Regions from separate parts of the Homo sapiens genome. Here region 2 is linked to region 1. A link is an interaction called in ENCODE POLR2A ChIA-PET data of the cell type or tissue named here. Cell type or tissue: OCI-LY7. All regions are shown on one strand. Links, peaks and the distances in the headings refer to the core of each region. The heading gives the core; the rest is flanking DNA. Region 1 overlaps MAP3K5 (mitogen-activated protein kinase kinase kinase 5). Region 2 overlaps MAP3K5 (mitogen-activated protein kinase kinase kinase 5).

The links. Peaks named below come from ENCODE experiments on the same cell type or tissue, not always from the same donor. Only the 100,000 strongest peaks of a DNase experiment are listed, where the experiment ranks them.
Region 2: POLR2A ChIA-PET joins it to region 1 with 8 read pairs; 2 of 35 experiments call an interaction of 5 or more read pairs at or near these places.

Annotation. Positions count from the first base shown.
Region 1 is chr6:136,715,335-136,725,919 of GRCh38, forward strand. It overlaps MAP3K5 (mitogen-activated protein kinase kinase kinase 5), which reads right to left. Exons shown (of 30, transcript NM_005923.4): 2 at 5,116-5,255. Among named protein-coding and RNA genes, the nearest start is that of MAP3K5-AS2, 63 kb to the right of the region's middle. RefSeq lists an enhancer at 8,577-8,626. In OCI-LY7, for the core only: no CTCF peak of the experiment used is centred there; DNase peaks (open chromatin) are centred at 2,137, 4,467, 4,787 and 5,217; H3K4me3 peaks cover 2,835 bases; H3K27ac peaks cover 4,355 bases.
Region 2 is chr6:136,606,832-136,617,416 of GRCh38, forward strand. MAP3K5 (mitogen-activated protein kinase kinase kinase 5) reads right to left here. Exons shown (of 30, transcript NM_005923.4): 16 at 7,328-7,455; 17 at 6,289-6,425; 18 at 4,451-4,556. Among named protein-coding and RNA genes, the nearest start is that of MAP3K5-AS1, 17 kb to the right of the region's middle. RefSeq lists enhancers at 5,764-6,334, 6,335-6,904. In OCI-LY7, for the core only: no CTCF peak of the experiment used is centred there; no DNase peak of the experiment used is centred there.

The DNA of each region.
Region 1 (10,585 bases), core at 1,883-6,882:
AATATAGCAACCTTTTCCTTTTTTAAAAAAGGTTAATTATTAAATATTTCAAGTATATAAAAAGTACAAAAATTAGCACTCATAATCTACCACCTAGATTTAGAACTATAACATTACAGATACAGTTGAAGACTCTCATCTTCCCTTCCCAATTTTATTCCATTCCTATCCCCTAAGAGGTAACTATTCTGAATGTTGTTTATAATTCCATGCACATGTCTATCCTTTTATAACACAAGTGTGTATAAAAGCATCCTCTTGCACTGACAATATTTTATATAGATGGTATGATACTGTACACAAGTAATTTTTTTACCCCAACACTGTTGTTTTGAGATATATTGATATTGACGTCTGAAGCACTAACTGATTTGTTTTAAGTGCTCTATAATATTCCATTAAATGATTATAGCTGGCTGGGCATGGTGGTTCACACCTGTAATCCCAGCACTTTGGGAGGCCAACGGGGGCGGATTGCTTGAGATCAGGAGTTTGATATCAGCCTGGCCAACATGGCGAAACCCCGTCTCTACTAAAATACAAAAATCAGCTGGGCGTGGTGGCGGGAGCCTGTAATCCCAGCTACTAGGGAGGCTGAGACAGGAGAATTGCTTGAACCCAGGAGGTGGAGGTTGCAGTGAGCCGGGATAGCACCACTGCACTCCAGCCCGGGTGACAAAGCAAGATCGTCTCAAAAAAAAAAAAAAAAAAAAAAAAAAAAAAAAAAAAAAATTACAGCTGAAGGTATCTATTAATTCTCCATTTCCTTGGGAGGAGGAGCTATTATAAACATGTTAACATAAACATTCTTGATTATATCTCCTTATGCATGCAAGAGACTTTTTTTACAGTATACATTTAGGGTTGGAATGACTAAGTCTTGGTGATATGCTCATTTGATATTATTAAATATTCCCAAATTGCGCTTCAGAAGGTAGTATCTCTCCCACCAGCAGTGTGTAGGTTTCCCACTCTCCACAATCTGGCCATCTGTAGTATAAGAGCTTTTAATTCTCAACTATCTGGCACGTGCAGTCATGTTTCATCCTGTTGTTTTGCTTCCTTTAAAAGTAGCATTGTTTAAAGTGAGTGGGGAGTGGCCCAGAACATAGAGGAGCTGAGGAAGGGAGTGGAGGAAAGGATCACAAGAAGATAAGCTGAGAGCTGGTGTTATAAAGGAATTTCTAGTGATAAGAGATGGTTCATTAAAACAACTTCCTCACTCTACACAAAACAGGTTCATTTCTCCTAAGTCATCAGAGGTGTTTAATGCATCTGCACCACAGCTCATTGACCAGGAGTGTCCAGACTTACTCACCACTTACTGAGAGACCCCAAGTGGAAGTATGATCATTTCATAATGCATGAAATAAATCAGAAAATAATTGTTACTAGCATTTCTTATTTTAAACCAATGTAAATATTGGCACAGATATTCTCTCAATAAACATTAGTAGGCACGAGAGAAATTCTCATGAGACTTAAAGAAAATTGTAAAAAATAAAAGTGTTGTTACAATGCTAAAGAAAATAAAAAGAATTGGCCAGGCACAGTGGCTCACGCCTGTGATCCCAGCACTTTGGGGGGCCGAGGTGGGCAGATTACTTGAGGTCAGGAGTTCAAGACCAGCCTGGCCAACATGGTGAAACCCCATCTCTACTAAAAATATAAAAATTAGCCAGGCATGGTGGCACGTGCCTATAATCCCAGCTACTCTGGAGGCGGAGGTTGCAGTGAGCTGAGATTGCTCCATTGCACTAAAAAAGCAAAAAAAAAAAGAAAAAATCAACTTCCTTCTCTCAAAGTGTAATGATCATCTTCTCTTGAAAAAAATACTAAAATTTTTCATTCTTAGTACAACAAAATAGTACTTGTGATTTAAAACAATGGATATAAATCTTATTACAATTAAATGCTATGACTAGATTCTAAATATCCTTTCAAATGATACTTCAGACATAGATTTTTAAAGTACTTTCATAGCTCCCATTACTTTTCCAGGAGCTTAAATTAAAACAAAAAAAAATTTTTTTCTACGATTTCTTCCTGAGAATTTGCCACCAAAGAGAAACTGCAGTCTTCAACAAAGAGCAGCAGATTAAAATAAAACTTGTGCAGCTGTACTTTCTAGATGGCCAAAGAATCAACCTAAGTGAAACTAAACATATGACAAGAATAGCATTCTAAAACTGTCTTTGCCCTGTGAAAACAGAGAAATGCTTTGTTTTTATTTCACTTGGCTAATCCTTACATGATATATTATTTTAAATATCTCTTGTTCTGCTTCTTTCATGGCAGTTTTCCTATCTGTTGGTCAATGGCAGGAATAAGGGTTACATCTTTAACTAATTGACCAGAAATGAATAAAACTAAAAATACACACACACACCAACTCTTTTCGGTAGCATAGGACCTGAGGAACTTTCAGGACTCAGAGGAAATTGCTAGACTGCCAAATATGCTTCCTATCCCAGATATTTCTGTCCTCTGCAACCAGACACATGACCTACCAGGCTAGGAATAGTCTAAATAAGAAAACAGCAAAAGTTTAAGTTAATAGAAAGGAGAAGGGAAAAGAAAAAAAGAAGGATGTTACCTAGGAAAACTCAGGAGGCATAGCTGATAGGCTTTTCTAAATGAACACACTCAGCAGGAATATATGATATAATTTTAACTAGAAGTAACTAACAATAATGCTTAGCAGTCAAGGGCAACAGGCTTTGGAGTCAGGCAGTCGTAATCCCAAATTTTCCTAGCTATATCACCTTAGGCAAATGATTGAATTTCTTTGAGCTTCGGTTTGTGATACTAAAAAAATGCTAATAGAAAATACATCTTACAGAGCTCTTTTAAGAATTATTATTATTATTATTCTTTGTTTTGTGATTTTTTTGAGACAGGGTCTTGCTGTGTCGCCCAGGCTGGAGTGCAGTGGTGTGATCTCAGCTTACTGCAACCTCTGCCTCCTGGGTTCAAGAGATTCTCATGCCTCCCAAGTAGCTGGGATTACAGGCATGTGCTGCCACACCTGGCTAATTTTTGTATTTAGTAGAGACAAGGTTTCACCACGTTGGCCAGGCTGGTCTTGAACTCCTGGCCTCAAGTGATCCAACTGCCTCAGCTCCGCAAAGTGCTGGGATTACCACACCCAGCCTCTCCTTTAAGAATTTGAAAATGTATGCAGATAAAGCACTTGGTACCTAGCACATAGTGAATACTCAATAAGAAGCAGATAATATGTACAAGATAAATGAGCACAGTTTAGACATCATTAGCCTTTTTAAGGAACTACTTCAATCAAATGCCAATAACACTCCTAGACAAAGGCTAGCTTAAAACAATAAGCCAGTTTATTTGTCCCGGACATATGTGTGGTAAGATTAGCTTTATCTCTTTCTCTCAAATGTAAGTTTGCTTCATTTAAAAATACTTCCCTAGGAAAGAATGGGCACAAAATTAAACCACCAGATACTAGCAGGAGCAAGAGCAAAAAAATGTAGAAAGTAAAAAATCTCCAACATAATAGGGCCTGCTTAAATAAACTTAATCTATCTAGGTGATCTAGGTGTGGCAGCTCACACCTATAATCCCAACCCTTTGGGAGGCCAAGGTGGGAGAATCGCTTGAACCCAGGAGTTCAAGACCAGCCTGGGCAACATGGCAAAACCCCATCTCTACAAAAAAGAGAAAAATTAGCTGGGTGAGGTAGCATGCATCTGTAGTCCCAGCTACTCAGGAGGCTGAGGAGGGAGGATCACTTGAACGCAGGAGGTCATGGCTGCAGTGAGCTGTGATCACGACACTGCATTCCAGCCTGGGTGAGAGAGCGAGATCCTGTCTAAATAAATAAATAAATACATACATACATAAACTTAACCCAAAGAAAAATGAAAAGAGCTAAATAAAATAATTCCTTCATCAAATGCTAATATGGGTTGCAAATAGCAGCAAATCAAAATGTCTAATTAAAAATGAGTTACAACATTTTATGATGTACTAATTAAAGGGGTAAATCTGGAGGAAAATTAAGGAGGGGCTTAAGGATTGCTCCAGGTAAAGGATTGCTCTAGGATAAAAAAACAGACTTAGGACAAGTAGGGGCAAATCTCTTAGAACTGTTTCAGAGTATTCTGGAAAGGGATATACCTGTCAATCACCAGCACAATGCCTGGCATGTAGTAGGTATGTTTGCTCAATGAAGTTCTGCAGATTTCTCAAAGAAAGCCACACATGCTTTAAATACTCAGAATGCAAAATACTACTGACTTTTTTGCATGAAATATGGGTTAGAGATACTCATATAACAATTGCTAAGTCATTAGTAATATGGTTAAGGATTCTAGAGCTCAATGTCCCAAGGTTGGCTCAGATTTGGGAACTGGAAGACAGAGCTGAGAAAAAGCCACATGAAGCTAGCTGGAAGTTTCACAAAGGAAATGGATGATGGCAAGCTCAGCATGCGATTCACTGAACTGTGGGATGCTTTTCAAAGAATCACACAGTGTAAAATCACTTGGCCTTGCAAAAAGCATTTTAGGCAAACTTCTTTGGATGGAGGAAATGCCTTTATAGCAGTAAGCTCCTATTACTGGAGAGAATGACATCGAGACAGGTTGAATTTTGTAGACAAACATAGTAAGTTTCTCCTCCTTTTCTCCCATCTTAGTTTAAATCATACCCTAGTGAAAGAGGAAGGCAACTATTTGGGTATACTCAGAATTTCTCAGAGCACTTTCAAGTAGGAAGTGTACTTTTAGTTGGGAGACTGGTGGGCACCATGAAGCTCCCAAAAGTGACAAAGCATGGAGGCTTGACCATACCTTATGCAATCTCCCTTCTCCACGTCGGCGCTAATGACTTCCTATTAACACAGTCTCCTCCGCTACAACCATGACTGAAACTCAGAACTCAGTGTGAACTTTTTTCCTACTCGTGTCATCAAATTTCTACAGTGAATTCTCGATAAACCTCCCAATTTGACAAGTAATTGATGCATACTAACCAAACATATAAAAGTCTTTCACAAATAAAAGCTACTTAAAATGTTTGGATGACAAACCGGTATCCCTGAAATGCTGATGTTAAAATGAAACATTCAGTAAACAAGGGAGGTACCTTCAGTGACTGCAGAGAGTCCGAGTTAGTATCACAGTAGAGGATGATGTTGTTGGCCATGCTGAAACTTTCTCTCACCCCAAGGTGGTAAAACAAGGACGGCTGCCGGAAGGCATCGCTCATCTCCACCACCGCAATATCTGCAAACAGAAAACAAAGTCCCCCAAAGAATGACACCCAAATAATGCCCAATCAGCACATTTTGGTTTGAATTATCTTAGTATTCAAAAGAGGAAATAAGGAAACGATAGGGATTTTCTCTCTTCATTTATCACTGAATTTTGAATTTGCAGCTCTACCTGGAAGTGGTTTTATAAAATGTAACAAACCTCCTTTTTCTGTTTTTAAGAGACAAGGTCTTGCTCTGTCACCCAGACTGGAGTACAGTGACATGATCATGGCTGACTGCAGCCTTGAACTCCTAGGCTCAAATGATCCTCCCACCTCAGTCTCCCTAGTAACTGGGACTACAGGCATGTGGCATCACGCCCAGCTAATTAAAAAATTTTTTTAGAGACAGGGTCTTCCTATGTTTCCCAGGTTGAACTCAAACTCCCGGCCTCAAATAATCCTCCTGCCTCGGCTTTCCAAAATGCTGGGATTACAGGTGTGAGCCACCATGCCTGGCCCAAACCTGCATTTTTTTTAAAGAAGAAGGAGATCATGTGATTACTGGAAACCGAGGAGAATTTGCAACGGTGGGAAGCAGGGGCTAATGCTCTCTCATAAATTTCAACATTAAAACACGTTAACTAAGGTTCCAAATAAGGAAATTAAAAAAAAAAAAACAGATTCATTAAAAAATAGCAGTAACATATATAAAACGAGATTTTTAAAAAATAAATAGGTAAGCTTATTAGTTAATCCAGAACTGGGTTTTAGAGTTAAATAACTGATATCTAGTAAGTCCCTGGTAAGTATAATCAAGAACAAAAGAGAGAAAAAAGGTATAGAAAATATAACAAAGGGGAATATAACCACAGATGCAAATCCATCCAAGGCTCAAAGATGACCAGTAACAAGGTAGTAGAAATTTGATATCAAAATTTGACAATGTCACAAAAACGAAATTTAGATTAGTCTAAAACTCCTTTATGGCTATAAACAAAAATATGAAAGAAAAACTAACAAAATGTACCAAGTGTTATAAGACCTAGATCGTGAGTTTAAAATTTATTTGCAGAATGCAAGGATAGCTCAATGGAAAAAACTCATCAGCATCTCGAACATGCTCCAAGTACATTAATTAAAATTCTCAATCCATTTCTCATTAAAAATAATTGCTGAGCTGGGCACAGTGGCACGCACCTGTAATCTCAGCTACTCAGGAGGCTGAGTTGAGAGTATCACCTGAGGCCAGGAGTTTGAGGCCAGCCTGGGCAACAGAGCAAGACCCCTAGCTCTAAGAAGAATAAAAATTTTAAATTAAAAAATAATAACTTCAAATTAAAAATATAAGGGCATTTCCTTAACATAGAGAATATATGTTTCATAACAACTTCCAACTTTGTGCATCTAGGTATTCCCATGAAAATCAGAAATAAAGGCTGTCATCTATTCCCACAACTTACTATATAATGGCTTTCTGAAAATCCCAGCCACTGCAATAAGATTTCTAGAAAGTAAGAAGATATAATTCTAGAAAATAAAATAGATAATTATCTCTATTTGCAGATGTTGTGGATGTCAACCAAATACCCCAACAGACTTAGCTGAATAGCTATTAGAAGTAATAATACAATTTAGTAAGGCATCAAGATGCAAAACTATTATGAAAACAAAGAGCTTCCTTTGCAATTGCAATAAACATTTAGGAAATATAAAACAGAAGCCATTCATAATTACAATGAAAATGTTAATATATAACAAATTTAAAAGAAGATAATTTCTTAAAAATATATGCAATATGTGAGAGATGAAAGGTTAATATCTTTATAAATCATCTCTTATGATCAATTTAAAATAACTCAGCAATGATAAAAACATTACATTAGACAATCATGCTATAGACATCAACAAGCAAATTCATGGAAATTTAAAATGGTAAATAAATATATGAGAAATTACTCTCCATCTTGCTTCTAATAAATGCACATTAAACCAACTATAAAATGCCAATTGTTTTGCCTAAGAAGTGGGCAAAGTAAAGGAGTCAATGAAAATGCAGAGAAATGACACTCTTTTATGCTGTGGGAAGTGTAAACTTTCTTTTCTTTTTTTTTTCCTTTTTTTTTTTTTTTTTTTAAGGCAGACAGTTCTCAGTTTGTTGCCCATACTAGAGTGCAGTGACAAAATCATAGCTCACTATATATGCACAGCCTCAAAATTCTGGGCTCAAGCGATCCTTCAGCCTCAGCCTCCTGAGTAGCTGGGACTACAGGCATGTGTCACCATGCCTGGCTAATTTTTTAAAATTTTTTGTAAACACAGGTATCACTATGCTGCACGGGCTGGTCTCAAACTCCTGACCTCAAGCAATCCTTCTGCCTCAGCCACCTAAAGTGCTGGGATTACAGGCATGAGCCACCACACCCCAGCCAAGTGTAAACTTTCTAGAAGGCTTAAATCCTAAAAATTATGTACACTCTGACCCAATAATTCCATTCCTTGGAATTTACTCTGAGAAAATTATTATAAATGTGAATAGATTTACCCGTCCATTGAAAAAATATTTTTTTACAATAAAATAATGGAAAATGTCTAAATACCTATCAGTAAGAAAATGTTTATATACGTGTGTATGTGTATATATGTAATAATGATATATATGTATATAATAATTTCAAATAATGGGATATCATGAAACCAAAGAAAAAGAAAAAAGTAGAATAAGACTTAGCAACAGGGGATAAATCCAAACTATATCAAGTAAAAATAAAAAGTAAAATATAATATACATACTGCCAGGTATAGCATATACATTAAAAATATAATGTATACATTATAATGAGTGCATTATGATGTTTACATTCATGTATATATCCATGTGCATAAAAAATACCTGAAAAGTTGTACACCAACTTTTGTTGGTAATAGCTGTGTTATAGGGATTATGAATTATTTTATTTTTCTATTTTATATCTTCTATATTTCCCACGATTTCTATTATGAACATTGATTACTTTCACAATTTAGGAATCTATCAAAATATAAAATGAACAACATTCAAGACCTGTGTGATGGAATATAAAACCAAAGTGCAGCACATAAAAATACTGCAGATGCTTGAGAAGCTGTTTGGTGCAAAGTCCACCTTGTCTAATGAGCATGAAATTAGCATTAAACTTTGGTGAATGAGAAATCAATCAGATGAAATGGAGGTAAAAGACACAGAAGTTTATGAAATGGGAAGACAGGTCAAAGGAGCTTCAGAAGTTTTTTTTCCCCCCTCAAGGCTAAAAATGACTTAAGGGCTCTTTAATACAAATAAAGAGTTTTCTTTTGGGGTCCTCAACATTTCTGCATCAAAAATCAACACATGACAAAAGTGAGTCATTGCATCCTACCCACACAGCCCAGCTGCCTCCTGCACCCACACAGCTTCCTCCTCCCACAGGTGCCAGCCACTCAGCAGTCAATCACATTGCTTTAAAATCAAGAAGCTGTGTAACGTGGGGCTGGAAGAAACCAAATAAAACACTTACTGATGAAAAATAAGAGACATGCAAAGAAAAATACTAGCTAAGTTAAAGTAATGAAAGGAGGGGATAAATTTTTCCAGAGAACTGACATGTGGAATTAGATGCTAAAATAAAATAAAAACACTGCAGAAAGTTTTCGGATTAAGAGAGAAACTGACTTTTTTTTTTTTTTTTTTGAGATGGAGTCTTACTCTGTCTCCCAGGCTGGAGTGCAGGGGCACAACCTCAGCTCACTGCAACCTCCACCACCCGGGTTCAAGTGTTTCTCCTACCTCAGCCTCCCAAGTAGCTGGGATTACAGGGTGCACCACCACATCCAGCTAATTTTTGTATTTTTAGTAGAGATGGGGTTTCGCCATGTTGGCCAGGCTGGTCTTGAACTCCTGGCCTCAGGTAATCTGCCCACCTCAGCCTCCCAAAGTGCTGGGATAACAAGCATGAGCCACTGTGCCCAGCCTAGACATTTAAAATAAATGGTGCAAGCAAAGTAAGGTATATTTATTACCTCTAAACATCTAAACAGGAACAGATCCATTTCTGGATGCTATAAAGAACACTGAAAGGTGCTTATTGGTATAATTTTAAAATACAGTAATACAGTATGGTAACTCAGAAAAAGGTTGGCTTTTTTCTATTTCAAATTCAAATAAGTGACTTGTTCTAAGACATTTCTATTCTTTCCTAAATTTACTTTTTAATTGTCATAGAGCAAAATTCATTCTCTTTGTCTCTGATGTACAGTCTAATGGGCTTTGAAAAATGCGTACATACCACCATAGTCATGATACAAAATAGATCCTTCACTCCAAAAATCTCCCTCATGCTGCCCTTTTGAGGTTAGTCTTCCCCACACCCCAAATCCCAGTCCCTGGCAACCACTGATTTATTTACTGTCCCTAAAGTTTTACCTTTCCCAGAATGTCATATAAATGGAATCATACAGTATGTAGCCTTTTGGGTTTGGCTTCTTTGACTTAGCAAAATGCATGTGAGATTCATCCATAGATGTCCATTCACAGGTTTGAGGACATTCAGGTTGTCTCCAGGTTGAGCAATTTTGAATAAAGTTGCTATTCATGTACAAGTCTTTATATAGACACATGCTTTCATTTGTCTTGAGTAAAGACCTAGGAGTAGGATTACTGGGTCATAGGTAAGGGTATGTTTACCTTAATAAGAAAATGCCAAGCTCTCCCAAAGTGACTCAAACATTTTGCATTCCCGCCAGCAAAGTATGAGGAGCATCTCAGCTGTCCAACATCTTTGTCAGCGCTTGGTATTGTCCGTTTTTCTTCTAAAGCCAGTCTAATAGGTATGTAGTGGTACTTCGTTATGGTTTTAATTTGTATTTCCCTAATGACTAATGAGGTTGAGCATCTTTTCATGTGCTTATTTGCTATCTGTATATCTTATTTGGTTAAGTACTCAATGCTTTTGCCCATTTAAAAATTATTGTTGAGTTTGTTTTCTTATTGTTGAGGTTTGAATGTTCTTTATATTTTCTGAATATTGTTCCTCTGTCAGATATGCAATTTGCAGATACTGTCAGATAATGACTTGTCTTTTCATTCTCTTAAGTGTGTCTTTACAAGAGAATTTAAATTTAATTAAGTCCAGTTCATCAACTTTTTATTTAATGGATTGTGCTTCAGGTGTGGTATTGAAAAAAATCTTTGCGTAACCCAAGGTCACAAAAGTTTTCTTTTATGGTTTCTTCTAGAAGTTTTATAGCTTTATGTTAAATTTAAGTCTATGAACCATTTAGAGTTGATTTTTGTATATGGTGTGAGGCATGGGTCAAGATTCATATTTGCTGTAAAGACTGTCCT
Region 2 (10,585 bases), core at 3,249-8,248, 110 kb before region 1:
ATTGTGTAAAATTCCTGCAAACTGTTCCTCTGAAAAGCACTATCATAGGTGAGAAATGGACTATTGTTTACAAAAATAAAAGTGTATCATTTTTGTTATGTATTGCAGTCTTTCTAGGTTTATCCTGCAGACCTTATCACTGCATAGCAGTAGTTCACGCTAACATACAACTGCACATGTCTGCTCTCAGAAAGCCTTTCACCTGGCCAAAGACAAGGCAACCATGCTCCCCAAAGACGCTCGCCCACCTTTACTACAAAATTGGTATGATTTCTCTTCATTTGTAGCTTTTCCCCAAGTGATAATTTTGTATGATTTAAATAAGCTCAAATGGTCTTTTCGAAAATGCATCGAAGCCTACCACCCCCTTTTGTTGTCTCGGGGCCTAGAATAGAATTAATGAGAGAATTTAAGTTGTACTAATAGCTAAGTGGGAGTTATAGTGGATCAAAATTTGGAAATTTTTAATTTTTAAACATCGTAAATTAGACAATTCAAGTAATGTCAACAACAAATTATGCAATATTTGATTTGTCAGATAACCATCTGCCAATTGTGTTTAATTATCCCCCACTGAGCAAGTGCCAGAAAAACAGGTTGAGTCATGTGTTCTTATCTGCTCCTCTTTTTACTCCACAAATACATGACACATAATATTTTAAACAAAGCAATTTACGAAGCTGGATAATGAAGATGAGAGCCAACCTGAACACTGGCTTAAGTAAAATCAATGAGAGTATTTGCTCTAAAACTCATACCTCACATATCTGCATTCTAAAGTTTTTTTAAAAAATTGCTTTGAAATATCTATTGTAGAATTTCTTTGCTGCTGCAACTACCCAGGGAGGTGGTACAGCTTAGTGGTTAATTAAACTCTAATGTCACATTTCATTCATTCACTCATTCATTTAACAGATCCACACTGAGGACCTACTATGGGCCAGGCACTGTTCTAGGCACTTAGAATACAGCAGAGGAGAAAACATATAGAAATACCTGGGCTTATGTTTTTGCAGTAGAAGCCAGATGATAAATTATCAGCACAGTAAGTAAATTATACAGCATGTTAGAAAGTGACATGTTATGACCAAAAAAATATAGACCCGAGTGAAGAGGATCAGCAGGAAGGCTGCCATGGTAAATAGGGTGTTCATGGCTGGTCTCACTGCAGAGGTGGACATCTGCGTTGAGACTGGAAGAAGGTAAGAAAGTTACCCATGCAGACAGCTGGGGTAGCGGCAGGAGGAAAAGCCTGTGCAAAGGCCCTGTGATGGGACCCTGCCTGCTGTCATGGAGGAAATGCAGGAAGGTCCACGTTTCTGGCTCTGAGTAAATAACAGAAGAAGAGTAGGAAATGGGGTCTGAAAGGGAACAGACTCCGAATCAGGTCAGAGCCTTGTCCCCCACTATGAGGGTTCTGACATTTGTTTACTCTGAACAAAAAAAAAAAGCAAGCCACTGAGGGCTCTGAGCAATAGGACTTGGTTTATGTTTCAGAGGGATCACTCTGGCTGCAGTGCTGAGAGTAGACAGTAGGGGGCAAAAGTGAAGCAGGAGCACAGTTGGGGAAGCCACCGAAAATGCAGGTGAGCGATGAGAGTGGCAGCAGCAGAGGTGGTGAGAACCGGCCCAATGTTGGACATGTTTTGAAGGCTTCGTGGACGGACTGGGTTGGAGTGTGAGAAAAGAGAAGTGCCCTGGATAACAATGTCGGGAGTGGCTGCCAACTGGGACAGAAGAGTGTGCCGGGGACAGGTTTGGGAGAAGATAATTAATTCCCTTTGGCCTGTTAAGTCTTGCTTGAGTCTCAGCTCTATTACCAACTAGCTTTGTGACCTTGGGCAAGTTATTCAACCTCTTTGAACCTTCATTTTCTCACCACAAACTGGGATAATGATACCTAATGATTAAGGCTGATGTATGAATTTCAATAAAACAACATATGTAAAGCACTTAGTGCAGAGCAAGGTAACACAGTAAGCACTCCATAAATGGTGATCACTGCTGCCTTTTCCCTCATCAAAATCACCAAAAGGTGATGCAGACCAATTTATTGACTGAGCACCTGGGACTAACCCACCTGGGACTTAGTGACCACCAAGTTCACGTTTGAAGCCTATGATGTGCAGGGCCCTCGGGACCGGTGCTGGGGACAGATCTATACATGTTAGTGACACACGTCACTCTTACGTGACACCAGTGGAAGAGGTCCAAGAAAAGGGCTCTGTGAGGACTGCTTTCCTACAATTCCTTTGGAGATTTTACAAAAAAGATGTTCCCCAGATTAGTAGCAGAAGATACTGTGTTAACATCCTGTCCCACAAAGTGTGTGAAACGAGGGATTTTCCTCTCAGAAATTACTGAGTCTTGACAGCACTGAAACTGCTGCTTGCCAAGTTAAGAGTAAGAGGAAAGAAATGTAAAGACATTTGAAGTTATTAATAGGTCAGAATTTAGTTTTTTCAAAAAAATATATTCAAAATGTGTTTAATTCTGTACCCTAAAATATCCATTGCCCTGAGGTGGGAGCTGGGCCAGGGGTATTGCTGACTGAATGCTCTAGGGAAAAAACTTACACAGAATGTCTCTCTCTCCTCCTGCAGGAAGGTAGAGAGAAAGATGGACTAGAGCCAGAAGGTAAAAGCAAAGAGCAAACAGTAGATACAAAATCTGAGTTCTGGCTAGGCGTGGGGGTTCGCACATGTAATCCCAGCACTTTGGGAGTCCAAGGCAGGTGGATCACTTGAGGTCAGGAGTTTGAGACCAGCCTGGGCAACATGGTGAAACCCTGTCTCTACCAAAAATACAAAAAATTAGCCAGGCATGGAGGTGCGTGCCTATGGTCCCAGCTACTAGGGAGGCTGAGGTAGGAGAATCACTTGAGCCCGGGGTAGGGGAGGTCACAGTGAGCAGAGATTACACCACTGTACTTCAGCCTGGGTTACAGAGCGAGAACCCATCTCAAAAGAAAAAACAAAAACAAAAAAACAGTTTTGCCAGGCATGACATCCTAGATACTTAGGAGAGTGGGGTGGGTGGACTGCTTAAACCCAGGAGTTCAAGACCAGCCTGGGCAACATAGCAAGACCCAGTCTCAAAACAAAAACAAAAACAAAAAACCAGTCTGAGTTCTATCCGGTACACACTGCTGTGACTTCTGACTGCAATGTCACTTCTCTCCCAGGTAATTTCCTCATCTACAAAATGGAGGTACTCCCACCTACCTCACAGAATTGAGATGGGGCCATGTTGCTTCATATTAGACCAAAGATTATTCATGATCTTTTTCTCTTCCCTTCCCCTTACCCTTTTTTTTTTCCTGCTAAATTTCTCTCTATAAGAAGAACTTAACACTTCATGAGAATTAGCATGATGGAGTGATAAGAACTAAATGGAGATCAGGTTTGAAGTCTCACACACCCTCCCTATAACTGTTGGGCAGTCATGAATCTCTTGAGTCTGAGCTTCCTCTTGGCTACTGTTACCTTTTTGGAAATCACTTGGTCTCCACCCTCCCAGTACTTTGCACCAGAGGCAGCTCAGTGGTTGCGTTGCCTACTTTCTCAGGAAAGCTCTCTCCCTCCCTTCTTCTGAGTCGGTGAGTCACTTCCTCTTCTGAATTGAAATCCTAGGGTTATTTATATTGTGGAGTAGGGGAGTCAACCACAGAGAGTAAACAGTAAAAGAGGGAATTCATCGTCCAAATGGGAAGTGATTAGGGTATGAGTAAGCATCACAGAGAGGTTGGGCCAAGGAAATGTTTAATAAAAAAAAAAAAAAAAAAATCTTGCTAGAGTTATTGTAGGCCAACCAGGAAAGAAGTAATTACATGAAAAGAAAAATAAGTAACAAGTTGAGAATTAAAAAAAAAAAAAAATCTTCAGTGGCATTAAGCAGGAGACTAACTAAGCAAGTCATATAAATACAGGAAGAGAAAAGGGCCAAATCAAATTCTGTAACACATTTTTCAGTGAGCATCAAAAGATACCAACATTGGCCAGGCGCAGTGGCTCACGCCTGTAATCCCAACACTTTTGGAGGCCACAGGTATATCGCTTGAGCCCAGGAGTTTGAGACCAGCCTGGGCAACATGGTGAAACCTTGTCTCCATCAAAAATACAAAAAAATTAGCTGGGCGTGGTGGCGCATGCCTGTAGTCCCAGCTACTCAGGAGGCTGAGGTGGGAGGATTGCTTGAGCCTGGGAGTTTGAGGCTGCAGTGATAGGTGATCACACCACTGCATTCCAGCCTAGGTGACAGGGCAAGACCCTGTCTCAAAAAAAAAAAAAAAAAAAAAAAAAAAGAAAGAAAAGAAAAGAAAAGAAAGAAAAAAGATACCAACATTACTGTGTGTGAGAACACCAACTGAATTTCTCTCTCACATTGTGCTCAAACTCAGCAATTATTTCTTTAATTACATAAGATCTGTATCATCATTGCAAAAACATACCAGTAAAAGTTTCAGTACAGGGGTTTATGCCAGCAAGCCTCTTTGATGTTCCGAAGTCAGAGATCTTGAGAACACCACTGTAGGTATTAATCAACACATTGTCACCCTAGAGAACAGAGGACTTTAATCACAATTGTTATCTTTCTTCAGATACTGTCTGTTGTTGACTTGGTAAGTCCAATTTAAAAAAAAAAAAGGTGTCCTTACAGCTACCAACGACATTAATTCTGTATTCTTCATTAATAGTTTATCTCAATAGTGCATTCTTGACACTATTTTTTGTTTACATATTATCAGTTTGAAACCAACCGCCTTTGCGAAAATTACAACAGTGAGAAAATTATGACAGTAAAAGAGATCTGATCTAACCACCACCATCTTGCTTTAAATTTCCAAACTGCCCTTGGTCATTCCAGGGTGTAGACCAAGCTCACTTGGAGAAATTTAATTTATAGTTTAGTTGATAATAGCCCTTCCCCAAAACTAAACTATCTTTGTAAAACTAATGAAAGGCCACCAGGTTAGGAGGATGAGAGGGGCCTAAAGTCCGCTAAGATGTAGGCACAGTCAAATGATTATCAGCCCATTATTCTGGGGGTCACAAGATTTGCAACTTCCCCAATTGTTCCTATAATTGACATCACTATTGTAGAACTGAAGACTGGCCTTTTGAGATGTCTTTACAGGCTTCTCCATTTCTGACTATCAGATGGCATCACCCAGACCTGTGACTCTGGACTCAACCAGTCCTGTGGCCCCTACCCAGAAGTGGACTCAACACACAAGAACCATTTTCCACACCCCTATAATTACATCCCCAACCACCCAGACCCTAGCCCCCTGCTCACCAAACTATCTTTGAAAAACCCTAGCCTCTAAATTTTTGGAGAAGCTGATTTGAATAATTATAAGATCCAATATTTTGTTTGGCCATCTCTATGTGTATTAAACTCTTTCTCAATTGCAATTCTTACATCTTGAGAAATCAGCTCTATCTGGTCAGTGGGCAACATGAACTCATTGGATGGTTATAAGTTCTTCATAATCTGCTACTCAGATCACAAGATCAAATATGATTCCTAATTGGTTAGAGCTTGTTGCTATTTACAGATATATAATGATGTATGTATAATTAAATTACGATTTTCATAACTTTCCAGTTACCTTACTTTCTTTTCTATGTTTCTTTACTTCTTTTCCTGGAATATGTAGGGACATGATAGATAAATGGGCTTTTTGGTTGATTTTAGGGTACTAATATTAACTTATTTTCAACAGTCCAGACTTTGTAAAAAATGTATTAGTTCTGAATTTTCTTTTTAAAAAGAGAATGTAAAGTTATTATTTTAGCTTATTTTAGAGAATCTATACCTTATAATTATAGTTAAATCAATGAATATGTGATACTTGTGAGAAAAGAGGAATTTTTTTTCTTCTAACCATTCATCCATTGATTCAATAAGTATTTACTGAGTAGCTACTATGGGCAAGGATACAAAGATTAACCAGCCTATAAGCTCCTCAGGACCAGGGGCCATCTCCTGTTTAACTTTTGACAGCTGCATCCCACACCACAGAGCTCCTAGGAAACATTGTGTGGTGGGAGCACAATCTTGTTGGCTGAACGCAGTTAAGCAGTGTGTTCCTTGAGCAGAAGCGTTAAGACATGAACATAAATAACTGATTCAGGGTTGAACGATATTTTATATTTCTGCTGTTTCTAAGATTTACTTATTCACCATTCTAAATTAATACTCATAACACAATATGACTTTTGCAAGTAAAATAATAACCCAGCAAAGAAAGAACTCATGAAAATGAATGCTGGTGTACCTCACCTTTATGTCCCGGTGAACTATCTGATTGTCATGGAGATATTTTAATCCTTCCAGTATTTGCTTTGTATAAAAGCCAATTGTTTGCTCATTGTCTTTTAATGGACCCCATTTGGAACGAAGGAGAGCAGAAAGACTTCCTGTAAAGTAGGGATAAATAGTAAATAAATCCTCATTCAAATGAGCTCTTTAAAGTGTATTAATAATGTAACAGTAATTTAAGCTAACAGTCATTGGTTCTTCACAGTGGCCCAGGAGCTATACTGGATATCGGGCTCAAACATGAATTTGCAAATATCCCTACTCTAAAGATGCTTGTAATCAAATATGTCTAAGTAAAAGGCCAATGTCAATTGCCAACTTTAATTCAAGTCATGATGATAGATACTGAAATGGTTCCCATATTTATGTATTGTCTCTGTGAAATTACATAATTCACATGTAAAGCTTCTAGAACTTTAAATTATTTGAGCCTTATTATTTAAGGAATGTGACTTTGTGGCCTGAGTCATATAGCATTCAGTTGTAACTTCTGATTCTGCGATTATAGGCTAAATCTCTTCCGCATTTTTGTCCTGTAAATGATTGGAGAAGACTGAATGGTGCCAAAGAAAAGATCCCCCGAGACCATTACCCCTCCTTATGGAACATTAAAATAATGTGCCTTGGAATACAGCAAGCTGTAACCACTTAAATGTAATGACTTTGGGTAGAAGATGTTGCCACCCTGTTAGTCTTCAGCTTATATAAGTGAAACATGAACTTCCTCACTTTGGAACACTGGCCCATTCTTTTGGAGTCTGTGTTTCCTGGGTGGCTATCCTCAAGCTTTGCACTGGAATAAACTCTATACATTAGGATATTTTCTAAATCTCATCATTTATGGTTGACATCTCCTAACAAACTGGAGGTAATGTCACATGTCCAATTTTTCTTTCAGTTTAGACAGATTAAGACCTGTACGCTAGTAAATCCCATTCAATTTTACTCCCCTCCGAAGCTCTAAACATTCACACTTTTTAAAGAAAGAAATATCTCTTACCTCCAGGGACCTGCTCCATGAAGATTTTAATGAAACCATTCTCACTGAAAGAGCCCAGATACTGGACAATATTTTTGTGCTTCAGGTGTTTATGCAATGCTATTTCTTCATGCAGGGGCTGAGAGTATCTAAAAGACATGCAATTGTCAATGAGTTAATTATGTAGCCAGACTTTACTGTATAAATTTAAACAATACAAATGGAAAATGTCAGCCAAATATATGTCCATATGTAAAACCAAAACAACCACTTAAGGCCTTTATTTCTCCTAAGGTAAATTCTATGAGGTTGAAGGTGTGGTAGGATCTGAGGGGAAATGTGTCAGGTACTAAGCCAGTTGTATACATTAATTCATTTCCATGAGAAGGTAGTATTGGTATGCCCATTTTACAGATGAGGAAACTGATTCACAGAGAGGATGACTGACTTGCTCAAGATCCCAAAGCTATTAAGTGACAGAGCTAAGATTCAAACCCAGGAGAACGGAAATTGTCCACAGTTTACTCTCCATATTAACATATTAACATGACTTTCTATTCCACTGGCCTCATCAACACAACTTTATTATTGACTATAAAACTTTACTATTACAATTTACTATTAATCAGGAGACTCTTGCCCAGGAAGACAAAACTTGCATAATGTACATTCCAGAACTTCCTGAAAGGCCCGTCAATTTTTCAATAGCAAACATAAAACCACTCATATGTCAAATCTCTTTGAGCCCCTTGCGTCAAAATCTTCACCTTACTGTATCCACTAATTCTATTATATCATGATTTTTACCTAATCCTCATGAAGCCTCCACATTGAAAGTGTGACTTCAAAATTATGTACTTGATATATGTTGCTGATTCAAATTATAAAAGTTATTTTATATTTCTGGAGCAGAACAACACTTTTGATGATTATTGGAAGTACTGTAAAGCTTTATAGACTCTTAACCACCCTGAATTTAATGTAGCCCTAATGTAATTATTGTACAGCTTGCCAAAGAACATAATTTCAGCAAATTGAGTTTTAAAAATCAAATTGGCTTTTATTCATGATTCATGAGCCAGGCAGTATCCAATCAAAATAGGAGGTCCGCTGGGCATGGCAAAACAGTGGGTTTTCTTTCCTAAGGTAGCTTGAGCAGGAAGAAAAACAACACAGAGCAAAAACCAAGTGGTTAACGTTAGGTTAGTTCAGGTTACTTCCCTTGCAGGGGTTAAAGCAGAGGGGACTTCTTTTCATGCCAGCTCAGGTTGGCTGGGTGCCTTTTGATCAGTCCCTGTGACTCTGTTTTGTTTTTGTTTTTTGAAAACTGGCCTGTTGGAGAATTTGGCTATCATCTCTCTCCTGATTTTTCAGAAGGTCAGATCTTACAAGTAAACTGCTTAGTTTTGGTTTGGTGATGTGGAACCCTAGCATGGTTCCACAGGCTGGTCTGTTGGAGCCTAGTGCAGGAGCTCAGTCCAAATCAGTAGCCTCAAATTTTACTTAAGAAGCTAAATATTGTAGGGTGTCAGCAACAATAAATACAGACTCAAAGCAATTCCTCGAGATATAGATCTATATATAATCTAAATTGAATATATATATATCTTCTATAATGGAGGCTACAGGTGTGAAATACACTAATAATTCACATTAGTGCAAACCTGGTGTCTCACACTTGCTTCAGTCCTACATGTAGGAAATCCTTAGATCTTACACTGACAAATCCATTGGTTAATGCTGAATAATGCTATTTTCAATAAGCTTTTTAGAGTAAGTGCTTTAGCTAAAGCAATTAGTTTATAAACATTTAAATTCATTTAATTTAAATTAATTTTTATTATCTGTGTAATATTTCCAGAAAGCAGCCAACAGCAATAACAATAACAAAAGACTTGTATTTTAGATCGATTATTCTTTTTTTCTTTAGAATTACTTCAGGAACTATGAAGGGCACGTATTAAAATGAGCACTTTAATAGTATACCAGTTAGAGATAGCAACAACATTTTGATAATTGCTTGAGTGAGATAACACCAGAAATATCAATATACAGTGTTACCAATAAGATACTTAGGTAATGACTCTCAACTATAAGGGTATTTACAAGTTGCTTCTTCCATGAGGGTTAAAACACTTTGATGTTGGTTCATACCTGCTCCTCTTTTTTTTTTTTTTTTTTTTTGAGATGGAGTTTCACTCTTGTCGCCCAGGCTGGGGTGCAATGGCGTGATCTCAGCTCACTGAAACCTCTGCCTCCCGAGTTCAAGTGATTCTCCTGCCTCAGCCTCCCAAGTAGCTGGGATTACAGGCGCCTGCCACCATGCCTGGCTAATTTTTGCATTTTTAGTAGAGACGGAGTTTCACCATGTTGGCCAGGCTAGTCTCGAACTCCTGACCACAGATCACCTCTCCCCACCTCAGCCTCCCAAAGGGCTGGGATTACAGCTGTGAGCCAACAAACCTGGCTTATAACTGCTCTTGATATAGATTAGTGGCAAATACTGTGCCTCTGTATTCTACAGAGTTAAGAGATAAAGAAAAATCTGAAACAATCAAGTAACTCGATGATGATGATGATGATGATGATGATGGTGATGATGATGATTTGAGACAGGGTCTCTCTCTGTCACCCAGGCTGGAATGCAGTGGCACGATTACAGCTCACTGCACCCTCAGCCTCCCAGGCTCAAGCAATGCTCCCATTTCAGCCTCCCGAGTAGCTGTGACTACAGGCATGCACCACCATGCCCAGCTAATTTTTGTATTTTTTGTTTTACCATGTTGTCCAGGCTAGTCTCAAACTCCTGAGCTCAAGTGATCCGCCAGCCTCAGCCTCCCAAAGTGCTGAGATTACAGGCATGCACCACCATACCGGGCCCTCAGTTAATTATTAATCAAAAGACTCCCACCTCCTGATTCTCTACTGAAAATCAAAACATCAATGCTTAAACTTAAGACCCTGGAGAAGCAATATCCTTACCTCATTACTTAAACTAAGGAGATAGCTCAAAATTTGCAATAATAGTCAGAATCCAACCTAGCTAAGGACAAGTACTCTTCTCCAATATAAAAAATATTACAAACACCCAGCATTTTCACTAAGTGTAAGTGCCAAGCATTAAACAAGGATGGAATTATAATTTGTTCACATCAACAAATTATTCTTATCTATGAGAATTATAAGAAAATCATATTTCTTCTCAATTACCTGTAACAAGGGAAAGAAGAAATGGCCTAGATAATCAGAGATACTTACATATTTTGGTTTTGACAAAAC